Regions from separate parts of the Homo sapiens genome. Here region 2 is linked to region 1. A link is an interaction called in ENCODE POLR2A ChIA-PET data of the cell type or tissue named here. Cell type or tissue: B cell. All regions are shown on one strand. Links, peaks and the distances in the headings refer to the core of each region. The heading gives the core; the rest is flanking DNA. Region 1 overlaps ZNF644 (zinc finger protein 644). Region 2 has its middle 51 kb from the start of ZNF644.

Evidence for each region. Peaks named below come from ENCODE experiments on the same cell type or tissue, not always from the same donor. Only the 100,000 strongest peaks of a DNase experiment are listed, where the experiment ranks them.
Region 2: POLR2A ChIA-PET joins it to region 1 with 5 read pairs; 9 of 35 experiments call an interaction of 5 or more read pairs at or near these places.

What each region holds. Positions count from the first base shown.
Region 1 is chr1:91,012,361-91,016,765 of GRCh38, forward strand. The region is part of intron 1 of ZNF644 (zinc finger protein 644); the gene reads right to left. Among named protein-coding and RNA genes, the nearest start is that of ZNF644, 7.5 kb to the right of the region's middle. In B cell, for the core only: no CTCF peak of the experiment used is centred there; no DNase peak of the experiment used is centred there; H3K27ac peaks cover 1,124 bases.
Region 2 is chr1:91,070,774-91,075,178 of GRCh38, forward strand. No RefSeq gene overlaps it. Among named protein-coding and RNA genes, the nearest start is that of ZNF644, 51 kb to the left of the region's middle. In B cell, for the core only: no CTCF peak of the experiment used is centred there; no DNase peak of the experiment used is centred there.

The sequences.
Region 1 (4,405 bases), core at 156-4,155:
CCAGGTACTCAGGAAGCTGAAGGAGGAGGATCGCTTGAGCCTGGGAGGTGAAGGCTGCAGTGAGCTGAGATTGCGCCAATGCACTCCAGCTAGGGTGACAGACTGAGACCCTGTCTCAAAAGAAAAAAAAAGGAAGGAAAAGAAAAAGAAACAAGCAAAAACTAATTTATGGTGATAGAGGTTAGAGGTTAAAATAGTGGTTACTTCTGTAGGGAGAAATTAATAGGAGGGAGCACAAGGCACCTTTAATCAGTGAAGAAAAATATTCTACATCTCTATCTGGGTATTTCATTTAAAATAGGCTCTAATCACGGAAAATGCTTGCATTCCACAATTCTCATGTCTGTGCTTTTTTTACATCCTCTTCTCCCCAGGTGTAACCCAGTACCTCCCACTACCTGGGAGTTACCTAGGTATACTTATATGTATAAATTCACTGAGTTGTACTTAAGATTTGTGCACTTCACTGTATGTTATACCTAAAAAAAATACTTAAAAACAAGTAACCAATTAATAGCTAAATCTAAAAACCTTTTCTCAATTCTCATCCTTCTTTATCAATCTCCATCATATTGTTAATCACAGAACATCAATATTCCCTAAATGAAACACTTTCCCTTTTGAAGATCGACTAGGCTTTGTTAGGATGTTTTTTCCAGCATTTTCTGTAGTGTCATATTAATTCTCTCTAAATATTAATTCAATATTTATCTTTTTTCTTTTGTTTTTTGGAGACTGAGTCTCACTCTGTCGCCCAGGTGGGGATGCAGTGGCATGATCTTGGCTTACTGCAACCTCCGCCTCTCATGTTTAAGCAATTCTCCCGCCTCAGCCTCCCAAGTAGGTGGCATTATAGGTGCACACCACCATGCCCAGCTAATTTTTGTATTTTCAGTAGAGACGGGATATTTCATCATATTGGCCAAGCTGGTCTCAAACTCCTGACCTCAGGCGATCTGCCGACCTCAGCCTCCCATAGTGCTGGGACTACAGGCATGAGCCAATGCACCCAGTTAATTCAGTATTTATCAAGTGCTCATGTATGAGACACGAATTAGGCACCCTCCAATATATATTTCCAATCTCTCTCTCACACACACACACACACACACACACACACACATACACACACACACACACATATACACACCCAAACCAAATTCCCTAAACTGGATTCAAGCCACTCTATTACCTGGTATCAAACTGTATTTGCTGTTTTAATTCCTATCACTTCTTTATGGGAATATTCTTCTCAAGCATTTTCTGTTCTCAGCTATCCTTTACGGTTCAGTTCAATTTCTATGTTATTCTTTCCCTATACCCCATAGGACTTACTATCTGTAATTGCACTGTCCAATACAGTAACTTCATGTGGCTACTGAATACCTGAACTCTGGCTAGTCTGAATTGAGATGTGCTTTAAGTATGTAATACTAACAGATTTTGAAGACTTAACATGGTTAAAAAAAGAAAAAATGTAAAATAGTTCAATCATGTTTATATGATGAAATAATAGTATTTAGATACTGGGTTAAATAAAAATCCATTAATAAAATTTCACCTATTTATTTTATTTTTTGATGTGGCTATAGAAAATCTAAAATTGCATTTGTGGCTCAACTTATATTTCTATTGGGCAGTGCTGACCTATACAATCTATTTATAAATGCCCACAAATTACCTTTTTCTTCTTCTTCTTCTTAAACTGATAAATACAAATTGTATATATTTATGGTGTACAACACATTTTGAAATACATATAAATTATGCAATGGTTAAATCTAGCTAATTAACACATGCATTACCTCACATAGTTATATTTTGTGGTGTGAACACTTAAAATGTACTCTCCTAGCAACTTTCAAGTATGCAATATTAACTATAGTTACTATGCCCCACAAATTATCTCTTAACATATAATGTCATCTTCCCGATGAGTGCCAGAATTCAACATTAAGCTTTTTTCTTTTATGAATTAAATATTATATTAGGAATTACTAATAGTAATTAAGTGCCATTTAATTTTAATATCCCTTTAAGATTTTTAACAAGGAAGTGTAAGGCATTTCAAAGTGTTCAAATATTAAAAAAAAGTTGTTTTCAGATAGCTATAAATTATACAATTTTTCATCTATATTTTACTTATATACAATTCTAAGTCAAATGTCCCACCAGCAAGGATAGATAGCATGATTAAACCTGTAGCAATCCAAATCCCATAAAGTATTAGTTCTGATTAAGCCTGATTTTTTTCATCTTAGTCACTCAGTAAAGGGCAGCATCCATTTTGGTCAACATCATTGTACCAATGTCCAGCAGCCAAGACAAAGAGCCTTTATATGGTGGTATGAATAGACAATGAGAGCAATACGACACCACTTGAAATAAGGGGGGGGAGAAAAATGTTTTTATAATGCTAAGTTTTAAAACTAGGAGATGAAACTTACAAATTGTGTAACAACTAGGTAAAAGGATATATATGTAAGAAGAACAGGAAGGTAGAACAGAAAGGTCTCCTCTCTAGACCTTCTCAAGATATACCTAGGTTCAAACTTGGCTACTCCATTATTAAGTGGATGTGTTTCCTCACATGTAAAGTGGGAATATATACATCACAGGATTATTAAAAGAATATAGTAGATGCTTAATTAACGTCATCTGTCTTTAATACTAATAATTATATAATGGTAATAAGATTATGGGTGACTTCCCCTCCCTCACTTTCCAAATTGCTGTATTTTTCAAGCATAAATGAAAAACTTACAATTTCATACTAGTACCCCTCCTCAAATGAACCTAAAATTATTTTTACTAGCTGTCTTTGACAAATTTGCTTATAAGCTTAAAATCCGTGTTTGTGCTAGGAGGAGGTTGGTGGTAGAAAGAAAATTAAAGAGGGGGAACTGATAACTTTAACACCATACCAGCACAGACATATACAAAACAAAGTGTGGAGAGGAAAAGAGCAAAAGGAAATGCTGTTTGGGAAATTCCCAACTCAGACTATCCAATGAAAAGATTATATTCCACCCGCCTCAATCTAGCTACCTACCAGCCACTCCTCACTCTCATCTTGGGTTTATACGTACATTACAAATACGCATAGCCACTCACCTTCTTCTCTCTACTAATAGTCACCACATGGCCTCACAGTCAAAAATTGAAAGGAGAGTGAAGAAATTCAGCATGTTATAACAAAGACAAACCAATGCACTGGCTGGGAAATAACTTCATTAAAATGTACTCATTCCCAAGTGTATCTACTCATCTGCTGACAGTGCTGGGAATGCATTCCTGAAATATTTAACCTGGTTATAAGATTCTGCTGCTAGAATCAGAGAAGGCACACTTTGATGCCTACCTCTCACTTCCTCTATAACAACCTTGTCTTTATCGGCATGGCTTAAAATGGGACATTAGCAAAAGTATACAACTGCAAATCACTCACAGGTGAAAATCTCAAGTTAATGTAGAAAGAATAATTAAACAATGGTAATAATAACTATTATTACTCTAACAGGTAACACTTACTTTACTCAGCATTGTATGCCAGAAAGCTAAGGACTTTACATGAATTATGTAATATCAACCCTAAACCTCTTTGAAGATGGTAATTACTAATTCCACTTGCCTAGTGCTCACACAGCTAAATCTGAACCCTGTCAATTTTACTTCAAGGCTTACACTTTCAAACTTTATCATATCCTGCCTCTTTATATATGCATAATTACAATTGCAATTGTGATTCTATGTGTGTGTGTGTCTGTGTGTAAAGTATTTAGTGAGTCAGTAGCAAACAAAAGGCAATTAATTCCAACTCTGTGAAGCCTTTTACCCACCTTCACAAACCAACAATAAATTGGGAATTACCCCTCTCCTCCCCAATAAATGGTGCTCTGAAAGTACTAGTTTTACAGTCATACATCACTTAAGCATGGATGTACATTCTGAGAGATGCATTCTTAGGCAATTTGGTCACTGTGCAAACATCACAAAGTGTACTCAAACAAACCTAGATGGTAGAGCCTACTTACACACCTAGGCTACTTGGTATAGCCTATTGTTCCTAGGCTACAACATGCTCCTGTAAAGCATGTTATTGTACTGAATACCACACACAACTGTAACATAACTGTTTAGTATTTGTGTATCTAAACATAGAACATAAAATACAGTAAAAATACAGTATTACAATCTTATGGGACCACCATCGTAAATGCAGTCCACTATTGACCAAAGAACATCATTATGCTGCACATGACTGTATTTAATATCTTCCTCAAGAAACTAATGAAAGAGATACTTTTAAGTAAAATATTAATCTTTTCAAAAAATTAGATAAAATAATTGATAGACTACAGGTAAACATGCTTTGTAAAGTGTAAAGAATTTTAATCAACACTTT
Region 2 (4,405 bases), core at 214-4,213, 58 kb after region 1:
AAAGGCAGGGAACAGGATTATGAGCCCAGGGGCAGAGAACCTGGGCCCCAGATAATGTCAGAGGAAAGTCACCCCTGAAAAGGCAAAACAACCTGGGAATCCTGCTGTTGGCAGATCCCTGCACTGTGTTTTGTTATAGGTTGGCAGAGAGATATTTGGAGAATAGAAGCTCTTTTTGGTTTTAAAATTACACTATAGGAATTAATGACTATACCTGAGGATCTCATTTTAAGAAGCTTACTAAATAAACTTAGAAAAAAATTATTTTTGCTTAAAGTTCTCTATATATGGCACAAGAATAATTTTGCCTCAATTCTATTCAATACGCTCTTCTGATATTAGAAAGTCACTTTCCACAAAAGAGCTAATATGTTATGGAGTCAGTTTCACTTTTATAATCATGACTGTGTGTAATTCAGAAGCATGTTTGGTGTAAGAGACCTCAGCAGGCAGCATTGTCACTCTTTTCAGGGAAAATATTTCAGAGAGTAACTGTGTTGTCAATATCTCTGTTTGCAAAAATCCTGCCTGTTCAGGATACAGTTGCAATCACAAAGACATTGACAAATTTCATTATATTTCATCAGATATTAGAAGCAATAACAAAAAGAGGAGGAGAATCTAGGGCAAAAATAGACAAACTTTGTACACACACACACACACACACACACACACACACAAACATGCATTCATGCAGTACTTCCTAGAGAGATAACAATAACATTTTGCAGGAGGTAGGAAGGTTGACAGGGGGAGGCTTTGGAGGGGGCAGGGCAAACACATAATTGCCAGGTTAAGACATTAAAAAGAAATTACTGGTTGCCGTCACCTTTTCATAAAATAAAGGTATTTTAACACCAGGTAGGTAGGAGAAAAAAAATCTTAGAATAAAATTCCTTTTATTATTATTAAAAAGTCAAAAAACAACAGACGCTGGTGAGGCTGGGGAGAAAAGGGAATGCTTATACACTGCTGGTGGGAATGTAAATTAGTTCAGTCACTGTGCAAACCAGATTGGAGATTTCTCAAAGAACTTAAAACAAAACTACCGTTCGACCCAATAATCCCATCGCTGGGTATATATCCAAAAGAAAATAATTCATTTTACCAAAAAGATACACGCACTTATATGTTGATTTCAGCACTATTCACAATAGCAAAGACATAGAATCAACCTAGTGCCCATCAAAAGTAAATTGGCTAAAGAAAATTTGGTACATATGCACCATGGAATACTACACACCCATAAAAAAGAATGAAATCACGTTCTTTGCAGCAACATGGATGCAGCTGGAGGCCATTATCCTAAGTAAATTCACACAGGAACAGAAAACCAAATACCTCATGTTCTCACTTATAAGTGGGAGCTAAACTTTAGGTACACATGGACATGAAGATGGTAACAATAGACACCGGGGATTACTAGACGGAGGTAGGAGGGAGGGGGCAAGGGCTGCAAAACTAACTATTGGAAACGATGTTCACTATCTGGTTGATGGGATCAATTGTACCCCAAACCTCAGCATCACATAGTATACCCAAGTAACAAACCTGCACATGTACCCCCAAATGTAAAATAAAAGTTGAAATTATTTTTTTAAAAAGTCATTTTTAAAGAATACATTTAGTTTATGGGGCAACAGAGGACATTGTTTTTATTTTTCTCATTTAAGGCTAAGTGGTGAAACTATCCTTATTAACCATTGCGGGACAATGATATTTGAGGGTTTGTTTGTTTGTTTGTTTGTTTGTTTTTGAGGCAGAGTTTCAGTCTTGTCACCCAGGCTGGAGTGCAATGGCATGATCTCGGCTCACTGCAACCTCCACCTCCCAGGTTCAAGCGATTCTCCTGCCTCAGCCTCCCGAGTAGCTGGGATTACAGGCATGCGCCACCATGCCCAGCTAATTTTTTTTTTTTGTATTAATAGTAGAGACGGGGTTTCTCCATGTTGGTCAGGCCAGTCTTGAACTCCTGACCTCAGGTGATCTGCCTGCCTCAGCCTCCCACAGTGCTGGGATTACAAGCATGAGCCACAGTGCCTGGCCTGAGCCACTGCGCCCAGAAGGGTTTTTTTAATTTAGTGATTTTGTTCTTTTACCCCTTTTATAAGTCCTTAATATTCTGCTACCAAAAAAAAAAAAAAAAGGGAAGAATAGGAGCAATGTAATATTCTTTTAAAAGTAAGAACTACAAGGGGGTTCCCATTGCTCTGATAAGAAGAAGAAGAATGTGACTGGGAGGAAAGTTTGGTTACCCGCAGTCTGGCATCAGGGAGAGAATGTAGTTCTCCGAACTGGGCTGGCCTAGTTTCAAATCTCAGTCCTGCCACTTACAAACTAGGAAACTATGGGCAAGTCATTGAACCTCAGTTTTCTTCTCTTCAAAAGTACGATAATGATAAGTACTTTCCAGGTGGCCACCATGATTTTATGAGCTAAAATTTGTTAAGAACCCAGTAAAGTGCCTAGCATTCAGCAATTTCTCTCACGTTTTCTCTTCTCCGTATCTTTCTTTTAAAAATGACAATGACAGAAACGCAATCATTTCTTTTTAATGCCCTGAACTTGACTTTATGTTTGGTGACTCTGCTCCCTTTGGACACACACACACCCTTTACTACCCATGCCAATGTTTCTGGTTTGGAAACTGCTGCACTAGCACAGACTTCCCACAGGTGAATGTTTTAAACCACAGTTTGATTTCCTCTGTCCTACAACCCGCACTTTTTGCTTTGGTTAACAACATTACTTTCCTATGGCTGTGGATTTTACAGGTACCAAATGGTCACAGGTTCTCTTGTGTAAACACTATTATCTTGTTTCAAATGAAATAGCTAAACTGACTTTACCTACAGTGGAATAGGGGATTTGGTCACCTTCTAATGTAATGGTTAAGAGTCTGGACTCTAGAATTGGATGACTTGGCTTCACTTCTCAATTTTACCACCTACCAAATTACTAAGGCAATTTATTTATATTCATCCCATTGCCACTTGGTTTCTCCTCCATAAAATGATCATAAGAATAGAAATAGCTAACGTGGACCAGGTGCGGTGGCTCACGCCCGTAATCCCAGCACTTTGGGAGGCCAAGGCAGGCAGATGACCTGAGGTCAGGAGTTCGAGACCAGCCTGGCCAACATGGTGAAACCCCATCGCTACTAAAAATACAAAAAGTTAGCTCAGCATGGTGGTGCACGCCTCTAGTCCCAACTACTCAGGAGGCTGAGGCAGGAAAATAGCTTGAACCTGGGAAGTGGAGATTGCAGTGAACTGAGATCGTGCCACTGTATTCCAGCCTGGGCAACAGAGCGAGTCTCTGTCTCAAAAAAAAAAAAAAAAAAAAGAAATGACTAACATGTACATAGTGCTTACTATATGCTCATCTACTTTACTCCTTAAATGTTAACTCACTTAAGAATTATCTTATGGAGCTATTATGAAAATTAAACATGTTAATATTTGTAAAGAGCATATAGTAGTAAGCCTCTAGCACATAGTAAGTCCCCACTAAAGGTTAGCTATTATGGTTTTGCATAGTTTAGTATTTTCCTTATATGTTTCAAAATAAATTTCTCATCTTATTAATTGGTTTTGCACTCTCATTAATCATGGCATTTTCCAAATTTGATCCACGTGAACCACTGAGTTACTGAGCGTGCTGCTCATGGTGACAAAACAGGCAAGACCCCAGAGTGGTCCTGGCTGCTTAGCTAATGCTTTCTGTCACATGGTGTCCAAGTCTGCCCTGGCTGCTTTGCGTTTCCATACCTCTAATGTTTTATTGTATTTTATTCTACTATGGAAGAAGTATAAGGTTGAATGTCAGTTAAGTCAAATTTAGCACAGTGGAGTGGAGAAGGTGCTTTATTTGTTGCATTAACATTGTCCACAGCGAAGTATTGTGTGGGTTAGATGCTGGGGTTGTGTTAAAAAAACAAAACAAGGCTGGGTGTGGTGGCTCCTGCCTGTAATCCCAGCACTTTAGGAGGCCGAGGTGGGCGGATCACCTAAGGTCAAGAGTTCAAGACCAGGCTGGTCAACAGGGTGAAACCCTGCCTCTACAAAAACACAAAAAATTAGCTGAGTGTGTTGGCATGCACCTGTAATCCCAGCTACTTGGGAGGCTGAGGCAGGAGAATCGCTTGCACCCAGGAGGCAGAGGTTGCAGTGAGCCAAGATCTCGCCACTGCACTCTAGCCTGGGCAAGAAAGCGAGACTCCATCTCAAAAAAAAAAAAAGAACCACAGTTCCTGCCCTCATGAAGCTGACAATCTAGTGCAGGTGACAGCCACATAAACAATTAGACATTTAGCAAAGAGTGTCGGTAGGGGTCTTCATGGGGATGGGTGAGGGGGCGGTGATGGAATGTGATGAGCTTCTCAGTGAGGACCCAGGCTTAGACT